Linked DNA regions of Mus musculus: region 2 is linked to region 1. The links are chromatin loops, found by intact Hi-C in ENCODE. Cell type or tissue: left cerebral cortex. All regions are shown on one strand. Links, peaks and the distances in the headings refer to the core of each region. The heading gives the core; the rest is flanking DNA. Region 1 has its middle 8.7 kb from the start of Spaca7. Region 2 overlaps Sox1ot (Sox1 overlapping transcript).

Evidence for each region. Peaks named below come from ENCODE experiments on the same cell type or tissue, not always from the same donor. Only the 100,000 strongest peaks of a DNase experiment are listed, where the experiment ranks them.
Region 2: it touches region 1 in a loop (3-fold over the local background); 3 of 42 quality-filtered maps call a loop at or near these places.

Annotation. Positions count from the first base shown.
Region 1 is chr8:12,561,688-12,567,069 of GRCm38, forward strand. No RefSeq gene overlaps it. Among named protein-coding and RNA genes, the nearest start is that of Spaca7, 8.7 kb to the right of the region's middle. In left cerebral cortex, for the core only: a CTCF peak has its summit at 2,833; a DNase peak (open chromatin) is centred at 2,815.
Region 2 is chr8:12,422,556-12,427,937 of GRCm38, forward strand. It overlaps Sox1ot (Sox1 overlapping transcript), which reads left to right. Exons shown (of 8, transcript NR_027975.2): 2 at 2,326-2,547; 3 at 3,208-3,568; 4 at 4,224-4,352. Among named protein-coding and RNA genes, the nearest start is that of Sox1, 30 kb to the left of the region's middle. In left cerebral cortex, for the core only: no CTCF peak of the experiment used is centred there; a DNase peak (open chromatin) is centred at 2,430.

The DNA of each region.
Region 1 (5,382 bases), core at 82-5,081:
AGGCCAGCCTTGCACTGGGTGGTGGGGGAAAGGTCACTGAACAGATTTGAGTAGAAGGGAAAGGCCAAGCAGCCAACACCTAATCCTGTGAGGTTCCTGTTAGGGGCAGCTCCCAGCCCTTTCCCTGCTGACGTGTTCTGTGCTCACTGCTCTCCCCTTGGTGTTTGTCCTCAGTGTTTGGTCACGTGGGAACGCGGGAAGGAATTCCTGCTCGACATTCTGAAAACTGTAAGTTCAAGATCAAGGTGTTAGCAGATCCTATGCTCGTCAAGATGGTGTCCTAATCTAGTGGAAGGGCACAGGGCTCTCCAGGGTCACTTTACAGGGGCACTAACCTTATACATGGAGCTCTATCCCAAAGTGCTCATCTGAAACGAATCGCTTTCTGGAGGCCTGACCTCCACTCCCCTGCCGTTGTGAGGATATGAACAGCTCCTCTTCCAGAGCCTCTGCTCTGTTCTTTCTCCATCAGGTTGGACTCCTTCTGCTCCCTTCGTTCTCCATCTCTGGCTGGCTGGCTGGAGACAGTGTGCATAGCAGACCAGAGGGAAAGCATTGCTGGGGACCAGAGGAATAATCCCCAGACCGGGGGCATAGTGTCCAGTTTTTTCAAAGCGAGCACAGCAGTAGACAACTGCTGGACAGCACTCAAGCATGCTTCTGGCGCAAAGGTTCTCAACCTGTGGGTCGTGACCCCTTTAGGGGTCAAATAACTTTTTCATGGGAAAAATCCTGATATGATCCTGCATATCAGATATTTCCATTATAATTCATAAGAGCAGCAGCAAAATTACAAACTACATTATGATTCATAACAGCAACGAAGTTACCATTATGAAGTAGCAATGCAATAATTTTATGGTTGAGGGTCACCATGAGGAATTGTATTAAAAGGGATCACAGCTTTAGGAAGGTTGAGAACCACCAGTTTAGAGGTACTGGGCACCCAGAATAGTGCATCATCATTGTGTGGAATTCACATGGCAGAGAAAAAAACATCTAAAAAGAGCTCAGACAAAACTGTGATGGAATTTCTGTTCACAGAAAAAAAAATTGAAAACTTTCAAATTAAAAGAAGAGCCTTTAAGCCCGTTTGCATTTCAGTGAGTTTATGTCCTTACGTAATTTCTTTCCCTAGGGATAGGATCTTATGACAGAACCACACTGGCCATCAGCGGAGGACTCACACTTCAGGGCTCTTGCCTGTGTTCCACCCGGTTCTAACTCGAAGAATGACGGCACTTGGAAGACCTAAATTAAATTTTTAAATTGCATGCTATTACTCTAGATAAAGGTAGGTGAGGGCATGCAAGCAGAGCTGCCTGGGCCTTTCCACTGTTAGATGAGGACAGCGCACAAGCCCCCATGACCTTGGGTTCCCTGGGGCTTCAGCATCCCAGGTCATGCCCTGCTGTGCCCAGGAGCTAAGAGCGGAGCATGCGCCCCAGGCTCTATGCCCAGGCGCTAAGAGCGGAGCATGCGCCCCAGGCTCTATGCCCAGGCGCTAAGAGCGGAGCATGCGCCCCAGGCTCTATGCCCAGGAGCTAAGAGCGGAGCATGCGCCCCAGGCTCTATGCCCAGGCGCTAAGAGCAGAGCATGAAAAGCCTTGACTCTTGGCCTTGGTCTGTATCCTGCTAAGCTTTGCGCACCAGTGAGATCCTGAAATGAAATTAGCCTGGTATTCTTCATCCCAGGGGGAGTCATACAGCTCTACTGCTCTTGTCCTAATGGCTTCCTCACTGCAAAGTCATCTCCGAGATGAAGAATTAAATCTACTAGTGTAAATCAATGGGAAGGAAATCAGAACCAAAAGGCTGGGTTGTTTTTACAAATCACCCAGTGCAAGGCAGGTTTTCACGGAGTCCCTCGCTCAGCTGGAGACACTGAGCTCCACACGGTGTGGTCAGGCACGCCAATGGATAAAGGAGCCTTCGAGAGCAGAGCTTAGGGGCAAGGTTTATTACAATGTAATTACAGTTTAGTCGGCTCCCCTCCCAGAGTGACTAGATAGCAGAACGAGGAAACAGCCCCACTGAGTGCTCAATTTCAAATGGAGATGCCAGAGTAGTGCCTGTCCCCAGGGCCCCTTGCCACATACTTTTGTGCATGTGGGATTTAAATACCCAGAGCCTTTAGCCCCACAGAGACAGTGAGGCAGCCAAAAGGCAACTGTGGAGGCTTTGAGTTGGGTGCCATAATGTTAGGAGCTAGCCCATATCTGTGAACCAAGCTCAGTAAACCTGTGGCGGTCTGAGGGTCTTGGGTTACCCTCGACTTTCTCGCGACTTCAGACCTGCCCATCCTCCACAAACCCCCTTCCATGCAAAGCCATTTCCTGAGTTAAGCCATCCTTTGGTATCAAGGCTGGTCCATTATGAATTGCTACCTTCCCCCAAAGCATGTAATTTCTCCCTGTTTTTGTGTGTGTTTGTGTGTATGCGTGTATGTGTTTAAATGTGTGTGGGTACGAGTGTACGAGTACATGTGTATATAGAGACCCAAAGCTAATATCAGGCATCTTCTTCAGTTGCTTTCCACTTTATTTATCGAGGTAAGATGTCTCATTGAACCCAGAGTTCACTGACTCCATCTGGTCTACCTCTGCTTATCAAGTGTCCCACCTGGCCAGGATTTACATGGGTGACAGGGATCAGAACTGTAGTCCTCATACTGACAAGACAGTCCTTTATCCACTGAGCAGTATCCCCAGAAAGCATGTGATTTCACAACTATTTCAAGCAAAAGGAGCGGTTTTGATGGTCACCTGAGCCTATGAAGAAGGTCCCCTCTGAGCCAATGCTTTCCAAGGAGCTGTGTACTGTGTCGACATCTATGGTTGGTTCTGTGAACTGCAGAATCGCTGCTGAGTTTGCACTCCAGTCAGCAGGAACCAGGGCAGCTGACCCCTACAAAGCATTCTATTCACCACGAGGTTGAATCAGTTGGCAGAGCAAACTTTCCCAAGCTTCCCTATGGGACATTTGAGGAACCAGAAACAATCTCTGACCTGTAGGGGGAAAGATTCTACCTTTTTCCTGTAACCTTGGAGTTGGGTAAATCACATGAGGAGCAGAAAAGAGCTGGGGAGGGAATATGAAAGAAATGATATGCCAGGCAAAAAAAGAAGGATATGAAATCTACATTTGTGTGTATGTGTGCCTGTGACATGCATGAGTACAGAGTACATATGTGAGTATGTACATATATGTGCAATCATGTGTGCACATGTGTATATGTATTATGAATGTATATGCACATTCGTGCCCATGCATGTGTGAATGTACATGTGTATATATGTACATGTATGCTCATGTGTGTGCATCTGCATGTGTGAATGTACATGTGTATATGTACATGTATGTTCATGTGTGCATATGCACGTGTGAGTGTACATGTGTAAGTATACATGTATGTTCATGTGTATATGTACATGTATGTTCAAGTGTGTGCATGTACATGTATATATGTGTTGTGAATACATGAGCCTGTGTATGTATGAATTCATGTGTCTCTCCAAATCTGTGTATATGACAAACAACTGGCTCTCTGTGATTTGAAATGTAAGATGTTTTGAAAACTGTTCTTTCTCTGGGGTTGGGATCTTTATGCCTTGAGAACTTCAACAACCTTGGCATCCCTCTTAAAATGACTTCAGGAAGAAAGATGCATTATGTGTAAGGTGAAGGTCTATGGGTAACATAAAACTTTAGTCCCAGTTGACATCCCTCAGTCTAAGTTCCCATCTGCTGGCGAGGCTCGGCCTGCAGGAGCACACAGCTCAGCACCCCCTTCGCCCCACGTTTCCAGCACCTTTGTTCTGAGTTTTAAAGAACCCTGACTAATTCACTTTAGCCGAAAGCTAATCCTACACTGTAAGGCTAAGTATAAAACAAGTGACGTTCTCAAAGGGGGTGACAGAAATGAGCAGGGGGGATCGCTGAGTGCTCGTTAGCTGCGTGTTGTCACGTTAACTATGGGGTGTAACACCAATTTTCTCTTCTTTGTCATTTGCCAACACTATCCCCCTCCACAGAGCAGTCTGGCAGGGAGAGGCTCTCGGCAGCTGCTCACCCTCCTCTGCCCTGTGGAGGCCCGGAACTTTGCCTCCGTGGCCATGAGCCCCAGGAAGGGTAGCCACCCCGGACCAGTCACTGCCAGATCTGCCTGTCCAGAAAACTGTTAGGTGTTGGGATAAAGAAAACCCTCTGAGGCTTCTAAGCTAACACTGTGGATTTTTTTTTTTTAATATTCTTTGGAGGGCTGGATATATGGCTCAGCCATTGAAGGCTAGGCTTCAAAATATAAAATATTCTTTGGGGGCTGGAGAGATGGCTCAGCAGCTAAGAACTGCTTGCTGCGCTTGTAGAGGACCCAGATTTCCCTCTTAGCATCTACACTGGGCAGCTCACAGCCGTGTGACCATCTGGTACTCCAGTTCCAAGAGATCTGATCCGTTTCCTGCTTCCTGGGGACCTTACTGTTTATAAACTCACCCAGGTTCACACACATACACATATATATATATTTTAATTAAAATGTGCCACAGTAAGTGTGCATGTATGTGTGTTCTTGTGCATGCAAGTGCACCTATGCATATGCATGCGTGCGCGTGCGTGTGCATGTGCGTGTGTGTGTGTGTGTGTGTGTGTGTGTGTGTGTGTGTGTTTGTATGCACATGTACATGTGTGTGTATAGGCCAGAGGTCAATATTGGATGTAGGGTCTTAGGCAACTTTCACTTTTATTGTTGTTTTGAGACAGGGTCTTCGACTAGGAGCTCGGATCACCAATCACAAGAGGCCAGCCAGCCGGCAAGTCCCCAGCATCTGCTTGCCACTAAGCTTACAAGCCTTGAGATCAATTACAGGCTCCCACTGCCACGCCCAGCTTTTTAAGAGTGGGTTCTGGTGGACAAAATTCAGGCCCCTGTGCTTGCACAGCAAGCACTTTATCAGCTGAGATATCTCCACAGCTTTCCAGTTTTAATCCTTAGTCACTATTAGACCCAATAACTGGAGGCCTGGCACTCTGCGTAGATGCTGTGTCCCACAGAGGACATCTGAGGGGCGAGCATGCTATGTCCTGCTCCCCACAGCTGTAGGGCTGGGAGGAGTGCTGAAGCTCTGTCAGCCGAAGCTCTGAGTGAGCGCGTTACCATCAGCTGCTTGAACTCTGCTTGTCCTCCTCATCAGCGAGGTTCTGAAAACACACACACACACACACACACACACACACACCAAAACAAACGAAACTCAAAACTAGGGACTGGGGAGATGGCTCAGTCAGCTAAGCACTTGCAGCAAAAGCAAGCAGCCCGGAGTTCAGTTCCCTCCCCTCCCAACCCCCCACCACTCCAAACCCCCATCCCACCCCCAACCCCCA
Region 2 (5,382 bases), core at 146-5,145, 140 kb before region 1:
TCTTTCTGATAGCACTGACATTGAAAACTTCCACCTCGCTTTTATTCTGAGAATAAACCACAGGCTGAAAGTGTCTGGTGCCTGGGATGTGCTATCATGGGTCACTTCTCCACCCTCCTCCTTCTTACTGTCTGAGGTAAAGGTGGTCCTTCCATCTTCCCCTGAGTCCCCATCTGCCTGGTCTCACAGTGGTCCTCAGTACTAGGACAGTGGAAGGAAGTTGGATTGTGAAGCACCTAGGTCCAGGTCCAAGGCCGAAGTCCAGTATATCACTCACAGGGTGAGCAAGAGCTGCCCTTGAAGATGAGGTGAAGAGCAACGAGTCTGGGAAGGCAATGGCAGATACCTGGCAGATACCTGGTGAACTCTGACCCCAATAAACACCCTAGCCCAAACTGCCTGGTCCATTCTCCAGACCTCCATCACTCCCTCACCAGTCTCCACCTCTTCTAACATCTCAGGCCCTAAAGCCCCCTTCATGTCCACACCAGTGCCCAGTCCTGGCCAGGGACAACCACTGCCTCCTTACCTTACATAACTTCAACCTACCTGACATTCTGTAACTCCCTAAGAACTCCTTATTCCCTACTGCGAACTTAACTGGAAGCCTTTCCCATCTGCTGTCCACATATTTGCATAATAGCTAACTCTCACACAAATTTCTGGTTGTTTTCAAGCAGCCCTCATCTTGCCTTGTCTCTGTTGCATTTTCTCTCTCAGCTGTGGAAGCCCAAACCCCAAAGAGTGCGCTCTAGCCTTCTCCCCTCCCCCTATCTTCATCAGCCTACTGCCTCCAGGTCCTGTGACTGACAACCTGGATAGTAGTGAGCATACAGGGTGGCATTCTAGGCCTCTTGTGATAGGATTCCCAGCGTATGAGATTCCTCCATTCCTACAGCTTCTTCCCAAAATCCCTGCAGCCCCCTCCCAAAGCTCCAGCAGCCCCTCCCAAAGCCCCTGCAGTCCAATTTGTTTTCAACAACAACCCTCATCATGGATGATAGCAACTTTCTCTGCTCTGGCCTGTGCAGATAGTTATTGCTCTCCTGAGTCTGTGGGCAGGTAAGCATGGTCCTTGGAGGAGGAGGAGGAGGAGGAAGAGGAGGAGGAGGAGGAGGAGGAGGAGGAGGAGGAGGAGGAGGAGGAGATGGATGCTGTGGAGAAGAGAATGTGTTTCCTTTCCTCAGAGACTGCTCTATCTATTTAGGCTGCTTGGTTCAGTGGTCCATGACAGGTGGGATCTATAGACACTGGCCTGCACCCCAGCAGCAGACACACTGGATATCAGGAGACACTTCAGAGCTCTGCCCACACTGCCTCTCAGATCTTGTCTAGTACATTCCTATGTCCCCAATCTCTAAGTATGTTTCCCCAATGCTCATTGAGTCCCCTCCCCAAACATGTCCAAAGCCTGGGGAATTCCCCGGAATCAGACACAATACATTAAAATGAGGCCAGATAATCCCACAGAATTGAGAACTAGCAAGAAGTCCTGATTTTTTTTTAAAGAATATTTTTTAATAGATCTGTAGGCATAGCCATCTGTTGTAGGTGTTAGTTTGGTGTCAGTGAGTAATAAAAGTGTCATTCCCTGTGATTTTTATCAATTACGGTAAATATGCCAGTAATCACCCACTTTAGCTGCTGAAACACCAGTGCTGTCTGGAGTTGAGGCTGGGGACCGCTCAGAGGCCTCAAGAGGTAAACCCCACAGGTGTAGACTGACGTCTAGGCAAACAGTAGTTAAGCTAGAATTTGGAGGGGGGGGGGAAGTGTTAACGTATGTCAAGCAGACAAATTTGGACTTTTCCATGAGGGTCTGACATATCAAATGGGAAATAGGCAGAAATTACTCTAACAGTAAAAATCTTGTCATTTACAACCTCTAAAGCAACGGGCTCATTTAACACATCAAATCACAGATAATGATTGGCTCAGCCTGGTATTTATCTCACCTCTAAAGTGTAGACACCAGGGCAAGCTTTGTGTGTCTGTAGAGGAGACCTGTGGTGACCCGTCAGCCCCTGTGGCTGCAGAATAAGTCGAGGGCCAACTGCCACACAGGCTAAGATGTGAGAACCTTTCCTACTTCTTCAAACATTAAAAAAAAAAAGTGAAGAGACACGGCTGGAAGTGACACGGAGTGAGTAGTCTCGTGGTGAATGACTTCAGGGAAGTCCCACCTGTTCTGTTTGTTTGTTTTCTTTGGGAGCTGTTTGGAGTCATTGGAGCTGAAAGTGTATTTCCACACTTGAAGCACATGTGCGTTATCTGCAGTCATCCCCTAGCCAGTTCTCAGCCAATCCAGAGTTCTGTCTATTTCAGATACCCCGAACATCCGCTGTCAGCAGGCACAAGGCTGTGATTCAAGATGAGTGCCCGAAGCTTCCTCTGCCTGTGTGAAGAAGATCCAGCAAGAGAAGGAAGCAGGGTTCCTGAAAGCCAGGCTGATGAGGAAAACTCCTGTGCTGAGTTAACGTGGGCGTCTGAGTGGGCAGAGTCAGTGTATGAACAGCACAGGTGCCCACCCCACCCCCACCCTGGCGGGTAAGCACTGCGATCACGTTCAGGGCCATAGGGAGAGCATCGGGTTCTCAGAAAGACATTGACCTAGACCATTCCTCTGATTTACTCTCCCCTGCACCTCTCTTGTTTGACCTTCTCCTGGGCTTCACTCGGGTAGGAATTCAAAGTGCCCGCTGCTGCAGGTCGATAGGGTGCAAACCTACCCATGAACAATGAATGCACACACACCTTTCCATACACCTGCCATACCTGTCAGGACACAAGCCTACATAGACAATTGTGCACATATACCTGCACACAAACACACCTACACATACCTTCAGGTACACACACATGAGCCCACACCTGCTCATAACTGCATACACAAACATACCTGTATGTACACACACATGCCTATATGCACCTTAAGGGACACACATCTGCACATATATGCCCACATCTGCACAGATAAACATACCTGCCCACACCTTCGTGAACAAACACACCTACATACACCTGCAAGGGCACAGGCATGATCACACCCACCCACACATTATCATGCCTGCAGAGGCATACATACATACTTGAAGGGGACATACGTACTTTACATACATACATACATACATACATACATACATACATACATACATACTACTAGTAATAATAATAATAATCTAATAAATTTTCTCTATGCTTTTTCAGGAATACTCTATGAGGTCAAAGCTGGTCCCTGTGTCTGTCTTCAAGGACACAAGCCAATTTAAAAAGAAATCATTCACTTAAAAAGAATGTTTAGATCAGCTCCCACTGGTGCAGACTGATTGGTTAATATCATCTCAACTTAGCGTGTTCTGAAAATAAGGGTTACTAACCTTCACAGACAACCAGTGGTCTCAGGGAGCCACGAAGCTGTCTCGGGACTGCACACAAGACACACACAGGTGAAGCTGGATGCAAGTCAGACCTGTGAACTAACTCCCCGCAACCGAGGGGGGAGGAAGTGACCACATCATCTCATTGGCTCTGCAGATCCAAGTCCACTCAAACGGCAAGCATGGCCCAGGTAAGTCACTTCACTAAGCACGTGGGCCAGAGTGAAGTGGGTCAGTCAGTCACTTGGGCACAGGAATGTTCAGGTGGGGGGGGGGAATAAATGAACTTCTGAGAATGTGAACTTATCAGATGACTTGAGCAACAGGTTCTTTCTCTAATCGATGTGTTTCCCAGGAAACCTGAACTGCCCCACCCCTCTCTGACTATTCCTAAGGGAGAATATTTGTTTTCCCCAATGAGTAAATTATTAAGTCATCATCATCATCAGTAATAGTAATAGTAGAGTGTGGTTATATGAAACAGGGTTTCTATATACAGTCCTGGCTGCCCTGGAACTTACTATATAGATCAAGCTGTTCTCATACTTACAGAGATCCTCCTGCCTCTGCCTCCCAAGTCCTGAGATTAAAGGCTCATGCCACCATGCCCAGCTAAATGAATAATTTTGGAATGCATGTGCAACAATGGCGTGTATATTGTGTTAGCCACACACTATTGTTAGTACGCTTGCTAATTCATAACAAGTTAACTCTCACAGTACAATGGGCATGTTTTTAAAATATTTTTGGCAAAACGTTACAGACTCATTATACAGTTAATTAAACCTCTCACCCCAATTGCTCTGGGTTCTAAGATGCACACATGGAATGTCTTTATCCTTCTAGAGTTGGATGCACCCTCAGATTCAACAGCCGACCACTGGCATCCCTTTTTCCCCCTTCCACGGTGGTACATGGAATAAAAACACACCCCGGGCTTGCTGGAATACCAAGGAAACATTCATGCCCATGGAGGTAAGCATTACAGAATTCGTGGTCTGTATGGTTGAGAATAAAAATAATTTGTGGCAAGATCAACTATCCTTTCTAATCCCTTCTTATTTAGGAGTTGTAAATTATGCCCCCAAACTAGAGCATGGCTCCTTTTATCTCAAGAGCATTTTGCCACATGCATCTAACAGAGAATGCCCTTTGCCCATCTCCACTACCAACTGAGAAGGCTACAGACAAACCCTAGCAATTTCTCAAAGAATGAAGCAAGCCCTTGGGCTGCATTTACTTAACATACAAATGTTAAAACTACCGCTGTGCAGGTTTGCAGCAGGTGGCTGTGCAATGTTCTCTCAAGGCCATAGGAAGCAGCTACTGCATTGCCAAGAATTCCACCCTCATCCTCCACCTGCCACCAGCTTCCCAGGCCTCCCTGTGTCTGTTCTCAGAGCCGGGAGTTGTAGAGGGAACAGGGCTGATGGCAAACTAAGTCATGGTCATGCTGTGGTGGTGAGAGGGTGAAACGCTATACTTGGGTATAATTTGATGGTCTTCTTCATTGTCATTGTCATCGTTGTCATCATCTGATCAGGATTCTAGACAAGAGCATCAGCTCTGCTAGTGCCACGCCGGAAGTGATTCTCCTCGTGAGCAAGCAGGCCATGCCACGCGCAGGAGGCAATGCTGTGAGCTCATGGTACTAGACATGTGGTCCGAGGGCTGAAGGTGAAGCCGCTTTGCTTTCAGCCCCTGCTCCTTGCCTGGGCTCATTTTCCCCTGGACCCTCCTATGTGCACAGTGTGAAGGGAATTACCTATTACTTCAATTATTTGTTTCTTATCAGCTGATGTTAAACTACAAGGATTTGCATTGAATGGACACAAAGAAAGAGCAAGTCACGGCACATCGCCAAATGAAAGAGTGATGTTCTGGTGAATTTAGCCGAAATAATTTACTGCTATAAAAGTGGGGAAGTGGAAGGTACAGCCTTTGACCAATAAATCCCTGCTGCCCGTGAAACCCTTATCTGGTCCCCTCCGATACATTCCACACA